Regions from separate parts of the Mus musculus genome. Here region 2 is linked to region 1. Evidence: chromatin loops called from intact Hi-C (ENCODE). Cell type or tissue: heart. All regions are shown on one strand.

Region 1 (8,000 bases):
TTCCATATCAATTGAATGACTATGTGGTTTGTAAATCTTTTTTTAAAGAACCAACTCTTTAGGCGATTTTGTCTATTGTCCTTTTTAATATCCATCTTTTTAATTTCTTCCTTAATCTTTATTGCTTTTTGCTATCTACTGTGTTCCAGATAGGCTACTTAACTGTCTTTTCAAGAGAATTGAGGTATGTAATTAGGTTGTTATGATATTTATTTGATATTACTCAGATTTTTTTCTTTATGATTATTTATTTATTTATTTATTTATTTATTTAATGTATGTGTGTACACTGTCACCCTCTTCAGACACACCAGAAAAACTCATTGGATCCTGTTATAGATGGTTGTGAGCCACAATGTGGTTGCTAGGAATTGAACTCAGGACCTCTGGAAGAGCAGTCAGTGTGTTTAAATTCCAAGCCATGTCTCCAACCCCATGATTTTTTTAATATGAGCCCTTATCTCTATAAGCTTTACTCATAGGACTGCCTTGGCTGCATCTCAGAGGTCCTGATAGGATGGGTTTCCACTATTATTTGTCTCTAGAAATTTTTGTTTGTTTATTTCTCTCTGATTTTTTTGGATGATTCCCTGTTCATATGTTGTTCACTCTTCAGTATTTTTGTGGTTTCTCTTATTTTTATTGCACCATGGTCTGATAGGATACAAACAATTATCTCATTTTTTTACTTGCTCCAGTTCACCAATAGTATATTTTAGCCTTAAAGTTTCTTTACTTGTTTTTAATTAGGAAAACCTATCTAAGTATGAGAATAGACTATCGAAGTTTCCCTCTATATTGTATCAGGATCTTTGTGGTCTTTTATGTCTTTTAGTGTTTGTTTTTATTAAATTAGGAGTTACAATGTTTGGTGCATGAAGGTTTATAATTGTTATATCTTCTTAATGAATTGTTCCATTTGTTAATATGTAATGTCCTTTCTCTTCTAATTAGCTCTAGTTTGAGATTTATTTTGTCTGATAAAAAAATAGCTATGCAAGTTGTTTATGTTTTCCATTTTCTTATAGTTTGTTTTTCATCCTTTGATGTTAAGTTTGGGGTATCTTTACCAGTTAAGTGTGTTTGTTGGATACCTTATACAGTCGTTGTTTCTTATTTTTTTTTTTTTTAAATAAATAAATCTTTTTTTTTTAAATTTTATTTATTTATTATATGTAAGTACACTGTAGCTGTCTTCAGACACCAGAAGTGGGCACCAGATCTCGTTATGGATGGTTATGAGCCACCATGTGGTTGCTGGGATTTGAACTCAGGACCTTCGGAAGAGCAGTCAGTGCTCTTAACCGTTGAGCCATCTCTCAGCCCCTGTTTCTTATTTTTTAATCTAATCCATTAGTCTGTATCTTTTCAGTGATAAGTTGAGACCACTTACATTTAAAGTTATTATAGAAAAGGGTTTGGGGGGCTGGCAAGATGGTCCAGAAGGTAAGAGCACTGACTGCTCTTCTGAAGGTCCTGAGTTCAAATCCCAGCAAGTACATGGTGGCTCACAACCACCAGGAGATCGGACGCCCTCTTCTGGAGCATCTGAAGGCAGCCACAGTGTACTTATGTATAATAATAAATTAATCTTTGGGTTGGAGCAAGCAGGGCCGACCAGAGCAAGTGGGGTTGACCAGAATGAGCAGAGGTTCTAAAAATTCAATTCCCAACATGAAGGCTCACAACCATCTCTTCAGCTACAGTGTACCCATATACATAAAATAAATAAATAAATCTTTAGAAAAAGAAAAAAAGAAAAGGGTTTGCTTTTTCTGTAAATGTGTTAGTCATTTGTTTTGTTTTATTTGATTGTTCACATCATTTTCCTTCTCATTTTAATTGAGTTGCTGTTTTGTATATACTTTCCTTTCCAAGTCTAGTTTATTTATCTGAAGTTGGGCTCTGTTTCGTCTTCCTTTCTGTAAAGTACTCCACTAAGAACTTTCTGTAGGGATGGCTTGGTTCTCATGAGTTGCCTTAATTTGTGTTTGTCTTGTTATCTTTCTGTAAGTTTGGAAAGATGGCTTTGCAGGGGATAGCAGTGTTGGTTCACAGTTGCTTCCTTTCAGAGCTTGACCTCATATCCTCAGAGATCTCATATCCTCAGAGATCTCATATCCTCAGAGATCTGCCTAACTTTCCCTCCTAGGTGCTGGCATTGAAGAAGTGCCTCACCACACCCAAGCTATTTGCTTTCAATGTTTTAATCTCCTTGCTAAATTTCGTATTTTGAACTTTTGCCTTCAATTTAACTGTTACATTCACTTCGGAAGGGTGTCTTGTCAAGGTTCTGAATAGATTTTAGCTTGTGCATCTTTGAATCTTTTATGTGATTGCTAGTTTTTCTAAACAGTAAAACTCTAAATTCTTTTTCAGACATTTCAGCTTTCTCTGTAATAAGTTTGTGTTTTCTTTTCTTTTCTTTTTTTTAAGATTTTATTATTATAATTTAAGTACACTGTAGCTGTCTTCACCAGAAGAGGGCGTCAGATCTCAATCCAGATGGTTGTGAGCCACCATGTGGTTGTTGGGATTTGAACTCAGGACCTTCAGAAGAGCAGTCAGTGCTCTTAACCACTGAGCCATCTCTCCAGCCCACGTTTGTGTTTTAAAGGGGGTTCATCAGTGAGTGATGATAGATCCTGGGTTGTAGTATATTTTTTTTTGTTGCTTTATCATGCTTTATGCTTCTGTTGAAGTGGATTTGTTTTGAAACCATGTTCTTCCAAGTCTATGACCTTGGTCGCCTCTGGATTCTATGAACCTACTAGAGCTAAAATAACAAATTTCAGACCGCTGCAGCGATGTTTGTCTACTATTAGGAGTTGTGGCTAGAGTCAACGGCCTAAAGCAACCTATGGGCGTACAGCTGTACAAACTCCAGGTCCTGCAGTGATCAGTGGGACCCCAGAATCATAACCCCAACCCCACTCTGACCTCAGAGACCTTTGGAAGCAAAGCTCCAGACTCTCAGGGAGTCCTGGATACACAGAAGCCAAACCTCATGCTCTGCACTGACCTATTAGGCCATTGTACTGAACTAGTCTCTATAATTTATTTAAAATTAAGTCATAGACTTTAGTAGAAGGATCTGTTTCTAATTCTGCAGAGAGCGAAGCAGCTCAGTAGCAGCTGCTGGGTGACACGGGTCCCACCACTGTAGGTTTCGCTTTCATTTCTCCTAGGTGCTGGGTTTTTCATGATGATTCCTAAACAAAGGCTCACTTGTTGGCAAGAGACCTGGCCAGTCCTGTACGAGCTATTTGCAAGCCAGGTGGGTTAGCGGAGATTCTGCCTGGCTCTGAGCTCCCTCTACAGGTTGGTAACAGGTTCTACATGATCCTTGCTTAATCTTATTGCTCAGCTTGAACTTTTAGCCCAGGAGTTTGAACTTCACAAATACTCTGACCCCTCAGAGCAGAAACCATTCAGAAAGCATTGCAGTGAGTGAATGAATGAATGAATGAATGAACGAATATAATCAACCTTGATCCAAGCCTGGGTTTAGCTCACATGGCATCATTTGATTTGTTTGCATTTCAGTCACAAAACAGCCAGATCTCTCCAGTTCCAGTGCACTATGACCCTTGGTGCAAACTGTCCTCAACTCTCACAGCACGGAGGAACTTGGGTCAAACCTTGTATTCGTAGGTTTGACTTCAGTCCGATGTGGCCTTTACAGACTTCGGGGAGAATATTTTTTAGCAATCACATATTTAAAGATTGTTTAGTTACAATTCACACACATTTATAAAGTAAGCAATCATAAGTTGGCACTTAATGACGCATCGGACAGAGGGAAGTACGTGCATTTTCTCACCTGATCCATATCAGAAACCTATAACGTAGGAGCAGGGCTTTGAATAAGAATTGTCCCCCCCCCCACCCCCCATAGGCTCGCCTATTTGAAGGTTTGGTTCCCAGTTTGTGAGTAGTTTAGGAAGGATTGGGAAGTGCGGTCTTATTGAAGGAGATATGTCATTGGGAGTGGGATTTAAGGTTTCAAAACCATACACAAGGTCTAGTCTCAAATTTTCTGCCTGCTGCCTGGGAATTAGGATGTAAGGTCTCAGCTACTGCCCCAGAGTCTTACCTGCCTGCCTGCCTGCCTGCCTGCCTGCCTACCTGCCTGCCACCCCATTCCTTGCAATGCTTGTGATGGATTCTCCCTCTGAATCTGTAAGCAAGCCTCAACTAAATGCCTTCCTTTATAAGCTGCCTTGACCATGGAGCTAGCCCGGGAGTGCCTTTGATCTTCAAGGGCCGTCCATTCTTCTAAGCATCAAAAGCTGCTCTTCTTTTCGTCTCTTCCTTTTGCACAGTGTCAGGAGTCACATGCACTCTGAAATCTTCATAGCAGGTTCCAACTTATGCACAGTGTTCCAAGGACCAGCCTGGACTACGTTTGGGTTCCTGAGACTGAGGTCCGAAATCCTATTAGGAAAAAAATTCTAAAAGAGCTGTGTTTCTCTCTATAGATTTTCTGACCAAATCAGAAATCCTGTTAAAAACATTCTAAAAGATTTGTTCACTCTCTAGACAGCTCAGCTCTTTTTTTTTGGGGGGGGGGGGGTTCGAGACAGATAGCTCTGACTGTCCTGTAACTCACTCTGTAGACCAGGCTGGCCTTGAACTCAGAAATCCACCTGCCTCTGCCTCCCAGGTGCTGGGATTAAAGGCATGCACCACCACTGCTCGATTGAGAAGAATCCTTAAAAAAAAGGAAGTGCTATCACTTTTTGCTAGCTCATCTCATGCAGAACAAAAGCCCAGTTTTCTATTTACATATCAATTCAGTTGTTTAGTCCAGGTTCCCTCTTAACCATCCCACAAATCAGCATTCTGCAACTTTTAGTCCCAGGATTGTTAGGAAGTGAAAGCAAGCATAGCTGAGTCCAGACAAGTTGCACTTTTCAGGAAAATGGAGTTGAAACAAGATTGATTACTGGTGGGCAGGAACGCACCAGGAGTGCTTAGATATGCATGACTTGTTAGGTTTCTAAGGCGGCTTAAAAGAGATGGGAAGCAGAAAAAGAGAGGCATCTGACTTTAGACGGGTGGGATCGTGTTCATTGGCTGACACTCACTCACATCCACGGGGGTGGTTGAGAATGCCTGGGCGTGGGGGTAAGATGGCTGTGACCCTTTTTAGGAGTGAAAATGACTGTAGCACTCTTTCCTCCCATAGTCCCTCCTCCCTTTCATGTGGATTTGCCCGGCTGCAGGGGAATCTGGGAATTGTAGTTTTTTTTTTTAGTCAGGAAACTATCAACTCTGGCTTCAATTTAAACCTAACCTCACGTTTGGCTCTGGAAGAGGAATCCTGATCAGCTGTTCTCTTTGTCCCTCTTCCGTTTTCAGCTCTTTCACTGTGAACTTGGCTGTTTTAACTGGCTTACTGGTGGAAGAACTTGGTTAGGGTTTCATGTGGCATAGACTGAAACAGACAATAAAGGCAGAGGTCTTTATGATTATGTTATGTTGCTGCAACACTGTCCTTAGCCACTGCAGCCCCGGAAGTCACAACCTGGTTTGCTGGAGCAGAAGTGACTAGCCTTTTTTTTTTTTTTTAAACCTGTTGAGAATGGAGTCTAGGGTTTTATACACGCCAGTGTTCAGCATCTCCAGCTGCTGGCCAACTGTGTTTCAAATGGGAAAGACAAGACCTTGCAAACAACGTAAAGAATAACTAGCTGGAGAAGTAAATGATTCAAAGAGGAAACACAAAGCTTCGAGTCTCCTCCAAACACTTCCATCTTTTCCCACTTGTTTGCTCCTTGAACGCCTGACTATCTCTTGCCCAGATTTGCCTCATTGTAAACATAAGGTACCTCAGGACCTTGGACATTCTAAGCCTCGCTCTCCCAGTAGTGTACTGTGCCCCGAGCCCAGCTTACTGTTTTTATGCCCTCCGTCCTTATAGCTAGAGCACCTCTGTGTACTGAGGCAGCCATCTGTGCAAACACTTGCAAAGAGTGGCCACTTACTGATCAGCCCCAAGTAGATCCAGACAATTCCTTCATGGTCAAGACTTAACGTTTTGCTAACACTGGGTGGATGACAGGAAATTACACGTATCTCCCTTGGTAATCAGAATGGTAAACAGAAATGTCAGGTAGAATTAAATGACAGCAATGAAGACATGCACAGATCACCTGGGGCGTGACGTGACATCCTGTGCTCACGACCATCGTGTGTTAGCTAATGTGGTGTTAGGCAGTGCTCTCACCCCCTTGGAGGAGACTAATCTCTCTACTTTTGTGTGTATGTGCCCTGGGATCAGAACCAGGTGTAGTGTATGCTAGGCAAGCACCTCTTAAAATGGGCTATACCTCTAACCCTCTTTGTGGTTTAATTCTGAAAGTTAATTGAAATAACCCATCTAAAGGGTTGGAAACATGGGCTAAATGCCAGGCTTGGTTTCTTACTCTTGTTTGTTTCTTTTCTATTTTTAAGATTCATTCAAAAGTCTTTAAATGGTGTGAATATGAATGAGTGTAAGTACCAGCAGAGGATGTCGGATCCTGGGCGGCTGGATTTATAGAAGTTCCGTGTTGTCCTATGTGGATGCTAGGAACCAAACTTGTGTCCTCCGCAGGCACAGCCAGTGTTCTTAACCTCCCAGGTCATCTCCTTAGCTCTCAGGCTGGGCTTTGAGGCTTTGGTTTCTCCCCTCAGAGAAATCTGCTGAGAAAGAAAACTCAATTTGACTTTTTTTTGTCTCAAGCCAGTGCACTAGGTGCTGGCTATACATATCTTATGAAATTTGAAAGGGCCCACAGTGGTGGTACAAAACACACTTTTAGGTAAACATCTGTGGTGTTGACATACCAAGGTACATGAGTCAAGTCTTACTGGTACCAGTCCCACAGTGCACACATTTGCTATTTTCACTAAAAGGTCTCTCATCTTCTCTTATAAACTTTATTATTTAAAAGGAACCTTGAAAATACAATCAAACAACACACATACACCAAAATGAAACAGCTCCAAGGCCTATATACCTCAATGAACTTCTTTTTATTTTATTTTAATTTTTTAAAGATTTATTTATTGATTTGTTATGTATGTGAGTACACTGTAGCTGTACAGATGGTTGTGAGACTGCATGTTGTTGGGAATTGCATTTTTAGGACCTCTGCTCGCTCCGGTCAACCCTGATCGCCCAGGCCCAAAGATTTATTTATTACTATACATAAGTACACTCTAGCTGACTTCAGAAGCACCAGAAGAGGGCATCAGATCTCATTATGGGTGGTTGTGAGCCACCATGTGGTTGCTGGGATTTGAACTCAGGATCTTTGGAAGAGCAGTCAGGACCTTTGGAAAGCAGTCAGTGCTCTTACCCACTGAGCCATTTCGCCAGCCCCTCAGTGAACTTCTATATAGTTAGAACAGCCATTCTGAAGCCATGGATGGAGCTTCACACTGGATTTTACACTTACACTATTGAATTCTGTGCACTCTTTCCTTTAAAAATGAAACAAAACAAAAATAAAGGCTTATACACTACGCCTGGATGCTTCTTAGAAACTATTACCGATTAGGTGAGCATAGCCATCCTGTGCTGGAGACATACACCTTTTGTCATTCTTGGAGTCTAGTTTGAAGAGAGATCAAGAACTGCTGGCTTGACCCTTGGAAAGGACAAGGAAAACAGCTGAGACCTCTTAGGTTTGTGCATCTCTGCAGGAAATTTGGATCGTCCAAGCAGGGAACATTCCAGGGTTCTTGGCAAAAGGCTTTTTCAGGACTAGTATGGAGAATGAAGACATTCCTCAGCCTCTCCTCCTCAGCCTTAAGAACAAAGAGTGCCTTTGGTGACACTCTGCCTGCTTCTCAGATCACTTCCTCTTCTTCCATCCCCTTCCACAGTGAATCATGTTACCAGGAGCACTGGGTTCCCAGGCTGAAAACCTGCATGTGCTTGCCTTTCTCTTTCCTCTCTTCTGTGTGCCTTCCCCAGCCTCTCAGGTCACTCAGATCATTCACAAAGT
Region 2 (8,000 bases), 97 kb before region 1:
TATATTTAACAAACTAAAACATTCTTTTTTTTTTTTTAATTTTTCGAGGCAGGGTTTCTCTGTGTAGCCCTGGCTGTCCTGGAACTCACTCTGTAGACCAGGCTGGCCTCAAACTCAGAAATCCGCCTGCCTCTGCCTCCCGAGTGCTGGGATTAAAGGCGTGCGCCACCACGCCCAGCTAAACTAAAACATTCTTATTCAACAGTAAATATCTCAAACTTCATCTACAAGCATTCTACAACTGGCACAGAAATCACTAGGTACCATTCCAAGTCAGTCTTACTACAAAATTCTAAACTTACAGATAGTTCAATCAAGGGATATATTTTTGGCTTTTAAGACATCAAAGCCAATACCAGCAGCTTTCATAAATAAGAAAGCACTGGACATTCACTAAATATGCCCCTCAGAAGAATGAAATTCACTCTGTATCATTCTATATAATCTTGATGAGCCAATAGTGAAATCTTGATTCTATAAAATTGTAATTCTGAAAGGAAAACAAAAGGCACTTATTCTAGAAACAACTTTAAGATGGCTATTTGAACTAGACAGTCCTACAACACTAACACTACACTGGGCAAGGCAGGTTTACAAATTCAAGGCCAATCTGGATTACAAAGAGACCATGTGCCAAACTCAATCCAAACAAGCAAAGCTATTTAATCAGAAAAAAAAAAAAAAAAAAACCTTCCACAGACCCAAAACATTCACAGTCCAAGTATGTGTACACATTCCCAAGTTTTTAATATTATCATGTAACCAGTAGGAAGTACTTCATTATTAGTATGGATAGAAAGCCTTTTTCTAGGTCTGCTCTTGCAAGTATTTGTTTTCAAAGCATCTTCACAAATCAGACACTCTAAGACCTTCTTTTAGCAATTACATGCTCAGGGGGCTGCAAATGTAGCTCATTACCAGGGTGTCAGTAACATGCACAGCCCTGAATTGTCACAGAACCCTCTCAAAAAAAGGAAAATAGAAAACTTATGGCACTAAGTGGTATTTAAAGCATTAACTAATTTTCCTGCCTTTATTTCTCCTGATAACTTACGAAACTCACAAAAAAAGAACCAATTTAAATTGAATTATTGGTAGTCTAAAGGACAAGTTGATAGTTAAATGCATGCCTAACATTTCAGACATGCTCTAATTTCCAAGCCATAGGTGTTGATAGTCAAAAAAACAAAATCAGCTGAGAAATTGTTTTTGTAAAATATTTAAACATGTGACTAATTCTAAGAAAATGGAACACCATCAGGATATATTCATTTGTTCAGATATCTTTAACTATAGTCATACAGTAAAGGTGAAATTCCTTAATATTTAAGCTCAGTCTCTGTAAATTCTCAGGGCAAGCCTTAAATGTAGCCCTTATGCCGTGGCATTTACATAAATTTCATCAGAGGTATAGTGTATTGGGGTGGAGCTATAGAACCAGCTCAGAACTTGTAATGATAACCAAGCTAAACACACCCAAGGAACAATGGCTTGCTTCCCCACCCAATATTCAGTATGAGGCCTACATAATCAGAAAAAAACTTACTAAACTCATCAAGTGGTTGGGAGTGTAGCTCAGTGAGAGCTACTTTCACTTAGTTTGCAAAATGCTGGGTTCGGCCACTTTTACCACAAAATATAAATTCATCTACTGAAAAAAAATTTTTTAAAAAGCATACAAGGTTCTTTTACTGTACTTACCAGATACATGAGTTTCTTAACTGCACTAATATCCAGAGTTGCTTTTCTTTTTTTGCTAAACACAAAAAACCTGGTCTACTTTTAATGACATTTTGCCAATTCAAGTTCTTCAAATAGACAAATGCATCAAAATTTATGTAGAAAAACATTACATTCCAGCATTGTGTTCCCGAGACACAGGACACACCATAGGTTAACAATTGTTTCCACTCTTACAGATAGGTACTTTGTTTACAAGTCTACCAACCACCACCACACAGCACTAACTGGAAGTTTTATTCAAAATTTCCCCATATGTATATATAACCTTATTTAAAATCAACTCTGGTTTTAAAGAGTGATCTAAGGGTTTGAGATGTGTAATGCAAAATTTTCCCCAGCAAGGACAAGGTTCTAAGTTCAATACCCAGTACAACCCATGGAAGACTTGGACGTAACTAAAAAAAAGGTTGACTACTATTGTGAAAAAGTTTTCTGAAGTAAATGACAAACGTAATCCTGGCTATAAATAAAAATGTCCTCCATTGATGACTTATGCTAGTTTACAGGCAAGATCATAAATTGGCTTTGTGATGAAAATTGAATAATTTAAAATCATGCTTCATGTTTTGACCATTTTTTGAGTTCATCTATGTGATGTGTTTTATTTACTCAACTTATTCATGTACTTCTGTGAATTACAGTCATAAAGGAGGTAAATTTTAGTAGTTTAAATAACACTATCTAGTGTCCCTAACACAGAAATTAAATGTCTTATTCAACTATGTAATGTCAAGAAGCTTAATCCGCTCAGTACTTCTGCCCAAGTGATGTTTTCTAACACTCCAGACTATGCTTCCAAATATATTAATAGAACTCTTCCCTTTTATAAATCTACTAGGAACTGGATGTTTTACTCTAAGCCTTCATTGAAAGACACCACCACCCCCAAAAAACTTCAAACCTAACACAATCTAATGAGAAACAATTCCTTTCATGAGCACGTGGCATTGAGAGGCACTTTAACATAATACCAATTTTAAAGATTCACAGGTTATTCTATATGTACTCGCTATTGATTTTTCACTTTTTTAGCCCCTAATTGCTTTGCCTTTTCATCCACAATAAGCCAGTAATGGAGAAGAATGCTAAAATCAAAACAACTATGAAACTTCTAGTGCCCTTGAAGAGACCATTAGCCGCCAATGAAGACCCGACCACGCTTTACGCACGTGCGGAGGAAAAGCTGCAGCCTGAGTTCTGCTGCCGGGACATGACAGGCTGGGCACTCATTTCGCCCACGAGGCCCAGAACAAGCAAAGCCCTATGACCTGGGGGCTCCAGGGAGTTAGTTGGAAGAAGAGATGGAGACATGAGATGGGTTCCACTAATGACCAGTTTTTTATTCGGAACTCCCTCTAAAATGAGTGGGGCTAAATTCTTCTCCTCTCCAACACTTTAGTTCTCGCCAGTAAGTTACAGGAACTTCTTCTAACGTAAGAGCGAAAGGGCACAACACAAAACACACACGTGGGACCCAAACAGCAACTCCTCCCTCCCTCCACTCTAACAGGGACCCCCAAACGGAGACGCAGCCCAAGTGGAAACTCTGAGCCCGGGCCTTTCCTTGAGGGTCCGCGCCATTGTGGGACAAGATGGCAGGGCAGGAGCCCACAGCAGGCAGCGGCAGCCAGGAGCCCGCCGGGCAGGAAGCAATGCCCGCGCTGCTTCCCGAGCGCCTAGAGCCAGGAGGCTAGCGCCCGGCAGGAATCGGCGGGAACGCCCGGGCCGCCCTCTCGGAGCACGCTCCGTCCGCCCGAGGCGGGAAGGAAGGCTCCCGCCGAGCCTGCGAGCGAGCAAGCGACCGAGAGAGCGGCGTGGACTTGGGACCAGCCACGTTCCCCGCACCGTGAAGGGGCTCCGAGGGCTCTGCGGCCCCGCCGCCTGCACGAGCAAGCGGCGGCGCACGCCCCCGTCCTGCCCGCCAGCCCGGGCTCCCCACCGCCTCGCCCGGCTTTACCTTCTTTCTTAAGCGCCACCGGCGGCTGCGTCTCCTCCTTTTTGTCGGCCACGCCGACGCTGGGGGGCAGCGGGTTCTTGCGGTCTTTCTGGGACTCTTTACGCAACTGTTTGCCCGCCGCGTTGGAGTTGGTCTGGGCCGCGGCCTGAGCCGCGCTCTTGGCCCCGGGGCCCCCAACGCCGCCCCCGCCGGCTTCTTTTTTCTTGTTCTCTGCTGCCTTCAGTACCTCGAAAGGGTCCGATTCGTCGTCAAATAGCTGGTCGAATCGGTTGGTGACCACGCAGCCGAAGCCTTCCTGTAGGTGCCCAGGCATGATGGTGGCTCGGCGGCGCGTTCCTCCACGGATTGCAGCGGACCGCGCCGAGCCAAAAGCGCCTGCTTCAGCTCTTCCCACAAGATGGCCGGGCCGAGAGAGGGGGGCCGCCTTCTCTTCCGGCGCCAAGCACACATCCGGGAGCGGCCTGCGCCGCACGGCACCATGGGGCCTGTAGGCCACAACTGATTAGCCCGGGATGGCTGTCTACTCCTGAACTTCAACTCCCAGCGTGCACTGCGCAGCAACTCTTCGCGCGCGCCTGAGAGGCGGGATCTCAAGGAAAGTGTGCAGCGTGCTCGCTGAAGGTGGGGAAGCGAGTACGGGGCGGAGTTCTGCCACCTGCTCTTGTCACCCTTAAACTCTCGGTCTTTAGATACCTCTGAGAACAGGAAAACGTGAGGGCGTCTTCTGCTCACGAAAGTGTTCTCTGTCTTTGGTTTCACTCATTCTGTCTCCGGCCAGGACTTTCCCCACCTTTCTGGGAGGGTCAAGGTGACTCCCAGACCTAGTAACTGGAGCCTCAAAAACTTCCGGGGGGTGGGGGGTGCCACAGTAGCCTCCGGTAGGTTGCGACCGCACGGCTGCTCGTCCCTGACTGTTGGATTTCTAGAGCTGTCCCTCCACCCTTCGTAACGAATCAAGGCAATTCGGTTTAATGTGGAACGGAGTTCCAGGGTTGAATCTGCGTGGCAGAAGGAATCCAAAAGAGGAGTTGAACTAATTGGGTTGCGCGCCTTTTCCGGTCATTGCAACCATGCTTTAAGAGCTGTTAAGTCCTGACTGCACAACTGCACGCTCGGCCATCCTCTAAAACAGTGTTTGTGGAAACGCTTTCTAGAATCAACGCGATAAATTGATCTGTCGGTATCTGGTCAGCGGTGTTAGTAAAATGTGCTCCAGAGCCTGGGGTGGTGGCGCATGCCTTTAATCTGAACACTTAGGAGGCAGAGTTCAAGGCTAACCAGGTCTACAGAGCAAGTTCCAGGACCGCAGGGATTTCATAAGAAAAAACCCTGTCTCCAGCTCCCCAAATGTGCTCAAGAGGAAATGTTTTATAGTACATTGGGTATTATGTGTGAAGGGAGGAAACTAATTTCGTAATTATATGCTAACTCTGACATTAGTTGGGAACCTTAAATCCCACTAAGACAATCCAGTGCCAATACACACTATAATTTTAAATCTTTTCCATTGATACATTATGTAATAGAAAACATACCTCAGGCAGCAGGTGCTACGAATGTTTCATCCTCACATCCTTTTAGATAAATAACTATCCCTTTCTCACAGGGATGAAACTGTCAGAATTGATAAAACTTACTAAGGTCACACTTAAGTGCTAGTGGCAATCTTCTAGCTGCACTATGAGACTGTTGACATCAATTCTGTAAACCAAGTTCTGTCCTGATAGAAATTACAACAAGTGCTGAAATTCCAATAACTAATCAAGTTTAAACAACCCTTTGAATCCGTCTCCTGGATCAACAGAATGAAAGGCAAAATGGGATTCCCATAGTAGTTTTCTGATCTCTACACTCATACTGTGGTACATTCACACTCAAACACACATAAATAAATAACAGATAAAAGTGTTTTTTTTTAATGTCTAAAGAATGTCTGCTACTATCAGTAAGAACATTTATAGGATAATCCTCACAGTAAGAGCAGAGGAGACTCTCCAGCTCTTACTCAAATCAAGGCTCCACAGCATTTCATGACCCACATTACATTCTTGTACGTATACTCATGCAACATGACAGTTTTTATGTATAGCAAGCACGCTTCTCTTGAGAATATTCTATCAGTAAATGTGGAAACTATCCAAGTACCTTGACTAAATACACAGCTGATGTGTCTGATACTGGCCTACTAGGAAACCTCAAAAGCGCTTGCTCCTTTGATGCTGGTACTCAGTTTTCAGCCATGTTCAAATCTTGCTCTCACACATTTCTCTGTGCGTACATGTGGCCACACACGTGAAGGCAGAGGCTGATGCTAGGAGTTCTCCTCATTCACTTCCTCACGTTACTTTTTTGAGATAAGATCCCCCACTGAACCTAGAGCTCACTGGTTGGCACGAGCGGCTGGCTAGCAAACTCCAGAAGTTCTCTGTAGTCCTCCATTTCAGTGCTAGAGTAACAGATGCACACATTTTTATCTGGGTGCTGGTGATTGAATCCAGGTCCTCATGCTTTCAAGGCAAGCACTTTACTGACAGCCATGTCTCCAGCTATGCTCACACATTTCTTAACAATCTCAATCCCCTGTTATGGTAACTATAATTAATAACTAACAACAGTTCTGTTAGCATTCACTATGTTCTGGACACTGTGCTAAGTATGTTATATGCCTCACTTTCTTAAATTCTAAGAATAACTTGAAATAGTACTACTACCTCCCACATTTTTTAGTTTGTTTGATTTTTTACTATTATTCACTTTACATGTGCAGGTGTTTTGCCCTGCATGTATGTCTATGCACCACCTGTGTTCCTGTGTCTGTGAAGGCCAGAAGACAGCATTGGATCCCCTGGTATTGGAGTTACCAAAGTTTGTGATCCTTCATGTAGTTGCTATGAATTGAACTTATACACACCCCTCCTCTGGAAGAGAGGCACACGCTGCTAACTGTAGAGCCATCCCTCCAACCCCTCTGATCATTTACACTGAGAGACACTGAGTTTAAGTACTCTGACAAATTCGTACTGACTAAAGTCAAAACAGTAATAAATAGATTTATTTATTTTATTACATGTGCATTAATGTTTTCCTGCACGTGTGCATGTGCACCACAGAGGCTAGAAGAAGGCAGTGGAACCCTTAGAACTGGAATTACAGATGGTTGTGAGCCAACATGTGTGTGCTAGGAACTGAATCCTGTCGTTTTGGAAGACAAAAAGTACTCTGAACTGCTGAGCCATCTCTACAAACCTGAATAGTCTGGTCTTACAGCTTGGTAGTAGCCCAGTCTTTATAATTGTGAAGACCATAGTGAAGGAGAGAGAGAGAGAGAGAGAGAGAGAGAGAGAGAGAGAGAGAGAGAGAGAGAGAGAGAGAGAGAAAGAGAGAGACCTCATGTACCGAAATAAAGCTATAATTCTGTTCTAACAGAACACACTGGGGAGATAGGCATCACATAAAAGTAAGTAGGAGACTGATACATTTTTAGTGTTTACCTAATGTATAATTCATTTTTAAAGACAAACACATTAAAGATGGTTGTTATGAGAAGGGCTAATCGTCTGTGTATAAGGATGCAATGCTTTCAGCATAATATTTCAGGCCTCGGTTCTTGCTAAAATTAGAGACTATATCAGAGCTAAAAACAGAAATATTATGCTGCTTATTTTGCTACCTTAAACAGACTTCAAAGGGTAAGCCATTTGCTTTTAAATTTTAGTTCTTTTTGTGCTCCATTATTTAAAAAAAAAAAAAAAAGCCGGGCAGTGGTGGTGCACACTTTTAATCCCAGCACTTGGGAGGCAGAGGCTAGCCTGGTCTACAGAGTGAGTTCCAGGACAGCCAGGGCTACACAGAGAAACCTGTCTCGAAAAAAACAAAAACAAAAAAACAAAAAACAAAAACAAAAGCAAAAAAACAAAAAACAACAACAACAACAACAACAAATAACCCTGAGACCAAACCCCACAAAGCTTGTGTTCTAGTTACACTTAAAGTCAATCCCAGCACCCAGGAGGCTAAGGTAGGGGTGCTGCCATGACTTCAAGGCCAGCCTGAGCTGCAGAGTGATACTTTGTCTCAAAAAAACAAGACAACAAACAAAAAACAGAAAAGCAACATACTAAGATGTAATTCATTCACCATGTTACCCATTTATCTAAAGAATACTGCAGCACTGCAGAGGCAGATGCAGGCGGATTTCTGAGTTCGAGGTCAGCCTGGTCTACAAAGTGAGTTCCAGGACAGCCAGAGCTACACAGAGAAACCCTATCTCGAAAAACCAAAAAAAAAAAAAAAAAAGAAT

What was found. Peaks named below come from ENCODE experiments on the same cell type or tissue, not always from the same donor. Only the 100,000 strongest peaks of a DNase experiment are listed, where the experiment ranks them.
Region 2: a loop joins it to region 1, with 4 times the contacts of the local background. A loop is called at or near these places in 9 of 42 quality-filtered maps.

What each region holds. Positions count from the first base shown.
Region 1 is chr6:67,165,685-67,173,684 of GRCm38, reverse strand. No RefSeq gene overlaps it. Among named protein-coding and RNA genes, the nearest start is that of A430010J10Rik, 12 kb to the right of the region's middle. In heart, a CTCF peak has its summit at 3,318 (motif pointing left); DNase peaks (open chromatin) are centred at 3,224 and 5,124; H3K4me3 peaks cover 1,020 bases; H3K27ac peaks cover 1,132 bases.
Region 2 is chr6:67,263,110-67,271,109 of GRCm38, reverse strand. It overlaps Serbp1 (serpine1 mRNA binding protein 1), which reads right to left and starts at 4,131. Exons shown (of 8, transcript NM_001113565.1): 1 at 3,701-4,131. The coding sequence starts at 4,013. In heart, no CTCF peak of the experiment used is centred here; DNase peaks (open chromatin) are centred at 3,479 and 4,219; H3K4me3 peaks cover 4,504 bases; H3K27ac peaks cover 2,457 bases.